Regions from separate parts of the Homo sapiens genome. Here all the other regions are linked to region 3. The links are chromatin contacts, found by Hi-C or POLR2A ChIA-PET in ENCODE. All regions are on one chromosome and are shown on one strand. The core of a region is the stretch at or near the end of the contact, and the rest is flanking DNA. Distances in the headings are between cores, read along the strand shown. Region 1 holds the start of HTRA1 (HtrA serine peptidase 1). Region 2 holds the start of C10orf88 (chromosome 10 open reading frame 88). Region 3 holds the start of OAT (ornithine aminotransferase).

Region 1 (3,342 bases), core at 748-3,247, 2.0 Mb after region 3:
GCATGGGCGACAGAGGGAGACCCTGTCTCTTAAGAAAAAAAAAGAGAGAGAGAGGAGCAACTGCCTCCTCGTTTGACCAAATGAGGTCACAGAGGTAACACACCCGGCACACAGACTGGGTGCTCAACAGACGTGTGCTATCATCATGCCCCTTCTCGAGTCTGCAGGATCACTTCTCTCCGGGACAACTCTCTACTGCCTGACTAGGCTGAGTTTCCCGAGGGCTGTGCTCCTGTGTTGGTGAAATACGCAATCTCGAATTTCACCCAGTTCGGCTCTGGCATCTTCCCGTCCACGTAAGCCAAACTATGCTAAGCCCTAGTTGGTCACACCGAACCATATTCCTATAAAGTAAACTCTAGACCAGTCCCTCTGCACTGTGCTCCCCTATGCCCCTCTCCTGGCACTGCCCGTGTTGAGGAGGCAGCACTGGGGTCCGGCAGCAGCGGCACGGCTGCGCCCAAGCGCACTGCCAAGCCCCGCTGTCTGGTTCCTACAACGCGGGGCTGGCCGCTGCTGAACTCGATATTATTTTTCCACATGGCCTCTGCCTGAAGATGAGGAGCATCTCTCCGGAAGGTCCCGCGAGAGAGTTAGACATTGCTCCATTCCACTCCTTCCCCCATCACCACCGTCTCCCCTGCCAGAACAGGTCCTGTGTGCGGCTGTAGGAACAGAGGGGTAGACTTCTTCCTCATCACTAACCCGGTCCCTTCTCCGCCTCTGCAGATTTCGTGATCCAAAGCCCGATTCAGCTTATTCAAAAGGAGCCACTTTCATTTTTGTAGGGCTGGCTCAAAACGAGGAAAGCAAGACAGGCAGCAACGCCGCCGAAACGAGAGCGGTGCCAAACCGTTCCCTGCTCGGGGTAGACTTTTTGGAGAAACTCCGGGGCGGGCCGGCAAACACTGTTCCTTTCCAAAAGAGTTACATACAGTTTTCACTGAGCGGTCCCGTGATCAAAGCAGTGAATTTTAAAGGGGACGGAGGACGTAAATAGAAGAAAAAGCAACCGAAATGACTTCTTGTGGTCCTGAAGCCGCTCTGCGAGGCGCCAATTCCCAGTCCTGAACTTCTCTCCTTCCTTTATGCCCCCATTCCTCTTATTTGTCCTGGGGTCCCCGCGCTGTGTGGTTGCCCTCAGGGCACTCCATGGCCGGTCGCCCGGCGTCTCGAGCCCCAGAGTGCAGGCCGGGCGTACTGGCATCGTCTGGGCGCAGAACCGGCCCCGGGCTGGGCGCGAAGCTCGGTTCCGAGGCAGCCCGCGGAAATCCGCCACCCCGGGGCCCACCTGCCTGTCCCCGAGAGTTGCCCTGGCCACCCCACAACGCTTCGCTGCCCCTCAACCTGCCCACCAGTCCCGCAGAAGCAGGTCCGAGCTGGGATGGAGAGAGTGGGGAGCTGCCCAGGAGCGCGGCGGAGTACCTTGGCCGCAGGCTCCGCGCTGCAGGACGATGACCGGCGGCCGGTGCAGCCTCTCGGAGCGGCGGCTGGCGGCGCGCAGCTGGCACAGGTTGGCGTAGGTGTTGGCGTCGCTGCCGCACACCGGCTCGCTGCTGGCGCACACACAGAGGCCGGCCTGCGCGCGCCGCCGCACCGTGGCCGAGGCTGGCACCCCGAAGGGCACCACGCACTGCAGCCCCTCGCCGCACGGGCCCTCCTGCAGGCCGCACGCGGCGCCCTCGGGCGCGCCGCACACCTCGCAGCAGCCGCACGCGTCCCGGGCCCGGCCGCCCTCGCAGTGCTCCGGCTGCGGCGGGCAGCGCGCCGGCTCGCAGCGGTCTGGGCACCCGGCGGCCAAAGGCGCCGAGCGGCCGGCCCGGGACAGCTGCGCCGAGGCGGGCGCCGCCAGCAGCAGCAGCAGCAGCGGGAGAAGAGCGGCGCGCGGGATCTGCATGGCGACTCTGGCGGCGGCGGCGGTGGCGGCGGACAGGGCGAGGGCCGGAGAGCGGCGCCGGGGAGAGTGCAGGAGGGCCTCGGGGGCAGCGGGTGCGAGTGCGCGCGGCCGCGCGGCCCAGCCCATTGGCCTCGCAGCGGTGACGAGCCGCCTTGGGGACGGGCACGGCGCCCGGGATGGGGGCTGGCCGGATGGCGGGAGGGAGGGCGGGCGGCTGGACCGGGACCGCCCGCGGAGGGGGCAGGGCGGGCGCGCCCGGGCACGGCGGTGCTGGCGGGGCGCGGGCGGGGCAGCGCACAGGCCGGCCCTCTCGCGGGACTCAGTTTCCCCGTCTGCGCGCCCCACATATTCGCTTTCCGCAGGTTCTCTCGCTGAGATTCGCGTCCTTCAAACTAATGGAACTTTGCAAGGGGGCCCTGCGGCGGCTTCGCGTGGGAGCGCCGGGGAAAGTTCCTGCAAATCGCCGGACTGGGGGCCCGCCCGGGAAGCTCGGACTGGGCCGGGCAGGGACTGCAGGGGCCTCTGCGCAGACCCGGGGCGTTGCGGCACCGCGGACCCCGGTCACGCGCTGGTTCTGCCCCCGGTACCCCGCACGCGGGACCCTGACCGCGGGGCCTCTGCGGCCGGACGAAGGCAGCGTCCGCGGAGCTGGCAGAAAGCCCGCGCCCAGACCCACAGTGAAGTGATAAAAGCAGAGAGCAGAAGTAATTCGAATAGAATCCTTCACACGTCTGATTCTTTTAAAAAGTTGTTGTGGGTGGCATGCGTGTCCGTATTCGCAGAGAGCCTAGGAAGCGGCTCGGCAGCTCGTAACTGGCGAGGGTGGAGCGGTCTCAGATGGGAAAGGGGTTTTCCCCTCTTTTGATTTTTCACCAAGTGCGTGATTATTTCAAAACACTTGTTATCAAAAATTTGATTTCCCACTGGAGAATCTTTGGTGCATCCGTTGGGACAGATGCGAGTCCGAGAGTCATCAGGAGGGCTGAGGGCGACCCTGGAGGTGGGTCTGGGTGCCCAGGCAGCACCAGGCCTGTGGGCAGTAGTCCTGGGTCCACACTGAGCAGATGGGCACAGCTCGTGTCCAAGGACCTGAGAGGAGGCCCTTCGTCCAGCCCTCATCCCGAACCCTCAAACCTCCACCCCCACCCTGGGCAGAGGCACCCAGGGTTGGGTGAGCCGGCAGAGCTGACTTTGGGATAGAGTAGCATGGGAGGGGGCTGGGGGCTTGGGGATTTTAATATTCTTCTGTATTTGGGTTGTTCCCTTGTGCACACGTTATTTTTCCAATACAAATAGTTTAAAAAGTAAACTCCAAATACCTATAAGCCCCCTCAAAGCACCTTCCAAATATGAACCTTGTTAATGCCCAAGGTCCAGAGGGGTCCCCCAGAAAGGCCCAGGAGCCTGGGGCATGGGAAAGCTGTCGGGGTCCCCATGCTGACTCC
Region 2 (3,594 bases), core at 948-3,447, 1.5 Mb after region 3:
CTTAGTTTATGTGATAAAAGCTGTCACCAACCTATCAATTCCATACAACAAACCTGTACTCAACATAATGTCTATCTCAGCAAGCATGCAGATAGTAGGGAACACAGATATATAAACAGGCAAAGTCTGACATCAAAGGAGAATTATACTACCTAAAAAAGTGGTAATTGTAGCACAGAGGAATTTGTTTAATTCTGTAGCAGGATGAAGTAAGCTTGGTTTCGCATGATAAATAGGATTTTTCCTACTATTGAAAAAAATGGCATTCTAGGTAGAGGAAACTGGAAGGTAGGCAGGGTTCAAAGTACAAAGGACTCTGCATGCTATGCTAAGGAGTGAAGGTGTTGATTCAGTCAGGAACATTGATCACCAGAAGGAGAAGAGGGCAGTGCAAAGACTGAAATGGAAGGAATCAAAATGAAAGCTACTGACAAACTCCTGGAATTGTTCAGATAAAGCTAGTGCTTGGAAACAGAAGAAGCAGAGATAGGAAAATTTTTCTTTAAGAAAATGAAGACTTGGTGGTTTATTGGCTGTATGGAAATAAAGGAAAGGATAGACCATAGGAATCTTTTGTTTTCTGATTCCTGGACATTCAGCTTTATTTAAGGAAGTCAAAATCCAGTTTATAATATTGCTATTGCTCATGAAATTGCAGATTAGTTTCTGAAGAGCCTATTTTCCTTCGGATTGTCCACATGTATTAATGTGGATCAAAGTTAACTTACAACCACAGGAAGCAGGACATACAGGACAAAAATAATGACAAGGACAACTTAGAATGAGTCTGAAATATTAAAAAAATCTTTGCAAACGAGGACTTTACAATTCTGCTATGATAGACCTTTGGTGACATTTCTCTCTTTCAATCTTGGTGAATTCACCTACCATACGTACATTCTGGTGATTACTTATAGAAAAATACATTTGGTCATCATTTTTCTTGCTTTGACACAGGTAAACAGAATGCAAAGTTTATTCTCATTTTTAGCTAGAGGGCACAAGTCCTAGTACATAAACTCAAACGAAAACATAAGCAAAAAGATTAAAGTAATGCGCACTGAGTCATGAACCCAGAATAGACAGCTCTGAAAGAAAATTAGAGTATGGGTGAGCAAAAACGTTATTTCCTAGAGAGGATACCACCTTAAACACAACTTTGGAACTCTAGATTATAGACAAGTGGAATTTCAGAGTTTGCTTTTTTCAAAAGACAGAAAAATAATCTGCACAAGCCTCTACAGGAGGAGGATGAGGGGGCACACTATATACAGTCCCATCCCGTGGGGCATCTAGAAAGTTCCATCTGCTCCCACTGTTCTGCATCCGTAGCCTTAAGTTCCTTCAAGACTGAGTTCATATTCTACTTCAACAGAGTTCTGAGACCCCCCCTTTCCACTCGCTGTTTCCAGTGCCATGAGGAGCGATCTCATGGGGCAGCCCCTGCCTTCGGTGTCTGGGTCTTTCTTGCATTTCAAATTTCTGTCACCTAGAGCGTCCAGCCCTGGATGCCCGGGTTCCTGCGGCCTGAGGGTTGCACATGGGGTCAGGGGGCGTCAGCTGAGACAGCACCCGGCGAAGGCCAGCGTGGCTCAATGCCCATCACAGATGCCCTTCAACCCCAAAACCCCATCATCCGCTTCAGCCCCCCTCTAAAGCGAGAATATGTGTGAGGGAGGCTAGGAGAATTCGAAGTAAAAATAACCCGAATCGGCAGCGCGTCCGCCGCGCTAGCTGCCACAAATGCTGCAGATCCGACGGAATGGAAGCAGAAAAGGCCCTGGCGTCCCCTTGGGAAAGAACGAGGTCAGGAGTCGGTCTTGCACGCAGCGTAGAGCGACGAGACTACACCTACCTGATCACAGACGTTCCACACCAGCTCAGCAACGGTCGTCCACGCCGCTTGCTGTTTCCCCACAGCCAACGTCGAAAACACCCTCGTGCCGGCGCGCAGTGCACCGCGCCTGCGCATAGTCTCCAGCGAAAGAGCAAGGGTCTGCCAGTGCGCATGCTCCGCTCTCGACCTCCTCCCCGCACACTTTGAACGCCGCGCCTGAGGCCAGCTGGCACATGCGCATGCGTGTCTCTGGTGCCTGCTCTCCCCACCAAAGCAAGAAGCGGCGGGTACTTGAAGCGGAGTGAGCCGGAAGTCGCTTTGCCTGCCCATTTCCACGCTGTACCGGCGGAAATTCAAGCACTGGAAGAGAGGTTCCGGGGCTGGGCTGGCCTGACTGAAGGCGGCGGAATGGAGACGCGGACCGAGGACGGGGGCCTCACCCGCCGCCCCACGCTGGCCTCTTCTTGGGATGTTGCAGGCGGGGCCCTGACCCACAGCCTCCTCCTCACCCGGGCCGGTCTCGGCCCCGGTGACTTCGACTGGGAGGAGCTGCTGGCACCGCCTGCTCCAGGGTGCGCCGGGCCGACGGGGACGGGGTCGCTATGCTCGGCAACTGCCGCGCTTCTAGGGGAGCTGTGAGGGGAGGCGAGAGGGTCTGAGCCCGGGATCCGGGAGAGCAGTTGGTACCAGGTCTCTAGTTGGGGAGGGGAGCTGCGAGGTCGTCCGGGGTGGGCGGAGGGGGGTGGGTCCGGCCGGGAAGGGGCCGAGGCTCCTGGGCGTGAGAGGGGGAAGGTGACCCGGACTCGGAATTTCATATAACGTCCCCATCAGGCGTGATAGCCCCTCAGGGCTGCTGTCAAAGTCAGTCCGCCCCTCTACCCTCAAACAAGACACCTCCTGTCCACCAAAACAGGCTGTGTAAAAAGTCCAGCTATAGATGATCGCTGTCGACTTAATTTCGAAAAAGATACACTTTTGTCTTTCATTGTGCCCTGCACCCAGTAGGTGCCCAGTGATTTATGTAATTATCCGAGAGTCAATTGCAGGGGATTGAGTAGAATGTTGATTGAGGAAAAAATAGAGTTTGGGAAAGCCCTGATGTGTGACACCTTCATTTCCGTATGAATTCTGTGTTGAGCGCTTCTTGGATGCTTGGGAAGGTGCTTGGACCTCAAGGGCAAGTGGAAGTGAGTTAGAAGAAAGAAGCCCCGGCCGGGCACGGTGGCTCACACCTGTAATCCCAGCACTTTGGGAGGCCGAGGCGGGCGGATCACGACGTCAGGAGATCAAGACCATCCTGGCTAACACGGCGAAACCCCGTCTCTACGAAAAATACAAAAAATTAGCCGGGCGCGGTGGCGGGTGCCTGTAGTCCCAGCTGCTTGGGAGGCTGAGGCAGGAGAATGGCGTGAACCCGGAAGGCGGAGCGTGCAGTGAGCCGAGATGGAGCCACTGCATTCCAGCCTGGGCGACAGAGCCAGACTCCGTCTCAAAAAAGAAGAGTCATGTTCAGAGAACTATACTGTGTGATGTTTTCACCAATTTTCTTCTCAGTCAGGATCTGGTGATTTTGAAGAGAAACCACAACAACAAAGATGAAAACCCCTGCTTCCTTTACCTGAGGTGTGGCCCTGATGGAGGTGAAGAAATCGCTTCTATTGGCATTTTAAGTTCAGCAAGAAATATGGAAGTGTACTTAGGAGAGGAGTACTGTGGAACCAGTAGGGGCAAGAATGTTTGTACTGTCCTGGATGACA
Region 3 (3,310 bases), core at 136-2,635:
TGATGACTTTGGTGACCAGATAGCCTTTCCCACACTCCTCTCTTTGGGTTCTGGAATTCTGGAAACCCCACTTGGAGGCCGTTGGGCCTAGGATGGATAATGGCCCTCGCTGGTGCATGAGACCCAGGTTATTTCTCCATCCCTTGTGGTTTACTTGCCTACATTGATTGATTGATTGGTTGATTAAGATAGATGGTCTTGCTTTGTTGCCCAGGCTGGAGTGCAGTGGTGCAGTCATAGGTCACTGCAGCCTCAACCTCCTGGGCTCAAGTGATCCTCCCACCTCAGCCTTTGGAGTAGCTGGGAACATAGGTGTGCCACCACACCAGATTAATTTTTATTTTTTTTTGTGGAGACGGGGTCTCACTGTGTCGCCCAGGCTGGTCTGGAACTCCTGGGATCAAGCAATCCTCCTGCCTCGGTCTGCCAAAGTGCTGGGATTACAGGCATGAACCACGGGCCCCCACCACCACGTTTTAGGAAATGTTCACATTGGAGTGTGCCCTCTGTTTCCAGCTGGGCCCCCGACTGGTCATTGTGGTCTAATGGAGTGTGGTGCCGGCAGCTGCCAGCGCCTGCCCTCTGAGAGGGGTGGCGAGGGGCACACAGGACCAGACTGCCCCTACTGTTGGATGACTGGGTAAGTCGCTTTCCTTCTCTGGGTCTCTGTTTTCCAATATTTAACATCTTGTTGTGGGCTAAGTGAAGTCCAAGTCCCTTCCGATTCTAACATGAGGTTGTCCCGGAATATCTATTTTGTGTTCTGAATTTAATAACCGGCTGTGGAGGGCACCACAGGCAAATCTGTACTGTGAGTGGGTTGCTGCCACTCAATTATCTGACAGCAGCTGCGAACAGGTGGGCAGTGTGTTTTCCATAGGCAGCGACGACTTTTGGAGGTGGATTCAGAGGCACAACTAAGCCGCGCGGCGCATCAGGGTTCAAGGGCATGGGGCTCCCGCAGCTGTGGCTGGGGCAGAGCTGGGGCTGGTCCCTCCCTCCAGGAGCACAGGGCGGGCGGTCCAGCCTCACGTCTCTCGGCCTCCAGCCACACCCGGCCCGCGCAGTGGGGGGCCCAACAGACTTTTCCTTTTCGGGCCTCAGTCTTCTCGTCAGCAAGGGCGGACAAGGACTCTTCTCGTCCCGCCAGAGGAGGCGACCGAGGGGCCTGAGCTCAGGTACAGGCCGGCGGGCTCAGGAGGCGCGAGCGCGGATCGAATCCGCGGGAGGAGCAAAGATCCTTGATGCGCGGCCGGAGGGCGGGGCGGAGGACGGGACCCACGCGATTGGTATCCTGCCCTCCGCCCCAGCCAATGAGCGGCGAGGGTGTCTTGGGGGCGGGGCAGAATCAGCCTTTAAGTTGCAGTGACTCTCCGGCGTCACTGTTGCGCTTCATAGACGCCGCGTGTACCCGGTTGTCCTCAGGCGCTGTCAGGTACCGTCTGGGCGCCGCTGTCCTGGGGCTCTGGTTCGGGCCCTGGCCGGGGTTCCCTGACAGCGGCGGGGGAGGCGGGCGGGCGCGGGGTGGCCGCGGCCCGGGTTCGGGGGATGCTGGCTGAGGGGGCGCGCTGGGCCTCGGCCGGGGAACGAGCCCCGCTTCAGCGGCCCGTTTACTCTGCGGGCGGCTCGGACCCGGGCGCCCTGGAGTCTCCGGCCGGCGCGCAGCTTCAGGGGGCAGGGGCGTGGCGACCCACGGCTTGCAGGCCGGAGTCCTGGTTCCAGCCCAGAGCGGCCGACGGGCGGGCGGCAGGGAGAGGCTGAGGATGTGGCAGCCCCGCCTGCCAGACCGGGCGGAGCCGCCGCCCCCTGCGCTCGCGGCCTGTGGAGGCCAGGACTCGGCCCACCCGGCCCAGAGACCCCGAGGCGCCCCGGGGTTCCGGGTAGGAGGCCTTTGGGCACCCTTGGTTCCTGGGGTTGGCGGGGAGGCTGCGTTCTGGGGACGGGGGAGCTGTGCAGTAAACCGGTGGCCCTGGTCACGCGGCGGGGGCGCTGATGCAGCCTTGGAGGGCTGGGTCCTCCCGGCCTGCTCCTGCGCCCTGCAGATCGGCCTGCCCATCGCTCCCCTCTTCCAGCCTATGATTTTTTTTCTCCAGCCTCTGTCGAAATAAAGAAAATTACGGAAGCAGAACCTTCCTTACAGTAACGTGCAGGTTAATTAGATGGTGGGGGATGGGGGGGCAACAGGACTTTCAGCATGAAAACCTCCCGTTGGGGGCTTTTTGCAAACCCTGCTGAGCATCAGTAAATGGGCCTGGCCAGTGCGTTTCCTCGATCGCCTTCCCGGGCGGGACGGGAGGGGTCATTGTCCGCCCTTTGCTGGCGAGAGGACTGAGGCCCGAAGTCACCTGGGCACTCGCCCTGTGACCCACCGTCTCCTTTTGTCACTCTACATCTTACCTTTTCGGTGTTCAGTTTTACCTCTTAGATAAATTACGGTGATAAATTAAGGGCGAACAGACAGTGACTTTGGAATGAAGTGGCTTTACCTTAAGAAATGACTAATGTTCAGTTTCCAAATTCTAAATTTCTCCTTCTGGGATTGAAAGGGTTTCTGTGGATAAGCTAGTTCTTTCAGTTAACCCCGGAACTGTTCTTTAGATTGTAATCAATCGCTCTTAGCCATGTGAAATAACAATAGACTCCTTTCATTAGAATATCCTGGTTCTGTCTTTAGATGAATCTTTTCATAAAAACGAGCGTTAAATTAAAAAGCTTATTTTTAGCCCGGCACGGTGGCTCACACCTGTGTAATCCCAGTATTATGGGAGGCCCAGGCAGGCGGATCACCTGAGGCCAGGAGTTTGAGACTAGCCTGGCCAACATGGTGAAACCCTTTCTCTACTAAAAATACAAAAATTAGCCAGACATCGTGGTGCGCGCCTGTAATCCCAGCTACTCGGGAGGCTGAGGCAGGAGAATTGCTTGAACCCGGGAGGCAGAGCTTGCAGTGAGTTGAGATCGTGCCACTGCACTCCAGCCTGGGCGACAGACTCCGTCTCGAAAAAAAAAAAAAAAAAAAAAAAAGCTTATAGTTTTGGGTTTACAGTTTTTCATGGTGTTTAAGATTAGTTTTGCATCCCCCCCCCAAAGAAAAATCCAGTATAACTTTAAATAGTAAACATTTTTAAAAGACATTTTTCCCTCAAAGCAGCTGTCTTAATATGTATTATCCCCATAGCGTGCCTTTATTACAGTTATTTGTGTGCATATTTTATGCCCTTTAGTGAGTTCTTGAGGACCTTTCAAATCTCAAACATTTACAAATAGTGATGAATGCACGAATTTGGATGTGTGTGGAGGATGTGCTGTA

Evidence for each region. A loop is a pair of places that touch in the nucleus more often than their neighbours do. ChIA-PET counts read pairs that join two places held with the same protein, here RNA polymerase II (POLR2A). Pooled maps may share reads with other maps.
Region 1: a map of endothelial cell of umbilical vein shows a loop between it and region 3 (6-fold over the local background). The contact joins the promoter of HTRA1 here to the promoter of OAT in region 3. A Hi-C loop is called at or near these places in 1 of 168 maps with a recorded cell type or tissue (endothelial cell of umbilical vein). POLR2A ChIA-PET finds 5 or more read pairs at or near these places in 1 of 52 experiments (MCF 10A).
Region 2: a loop to region 3 is called in a pooled map, with 30 times the contacts of the local background. The contact joins the promoter of C10orf88 here to the promoter of OAT in region 3. A Hi-C loop is called at or near these places in 6 of 50 pooled maps.

Annotation. Positions count from the first base shown.
Region 1 is chr10:122,460,208-122,463,549 of GRCh38, reverse strand. It overlaps HTRA1 (HtrA serine peptidase 1), which reads right to left and starts at 1,997. Exons shown (of 9, transcript NM_002775.5): 1 at 1,426-1,997. The coding sequence starts at 1,897. It overlaps HTRA1-AS1 (HTRA1 and ARMS2 antisense RNA 1), which reads left to right and starts at 2,145. Exons shown (of 3, transcript XR_946382.3): 1 at 2,145-2,601.
Region 2 is chr10:122,952,830-122,956,423 of GRCh38, reverse strand. It overlaps C10orf88 (chromosome 10 open reading frame 88), which reads left to right and starts at 2,197. Exons shown (of 6, transcript NM_024942.4): 1 at 2,197-2,409; 2 at 3,392-3,594. The coding sequence starts at 2,246. It overlaps LOC124902519 (a long non-coding RNA gene), which reads right to left and starts at 1,982. Exons shown (of 2, transcript XR_007062325.1): 1 at 1,856-1,982. RefSeq lists a silencer at 2,402-2,481.
Region 3 is chr10:124,416,998-124,420,307 of GRCh38, reverse strand. OAT (ornithine aminotransferase) reads left to right here and starts at 1,385. Exons shown (of 10, transcript NM_000274.4): 1 at 1,385-1,435. RefSeq lists an enhancer at 196-710 and silencers at 684-1,343, 1,286-1,825.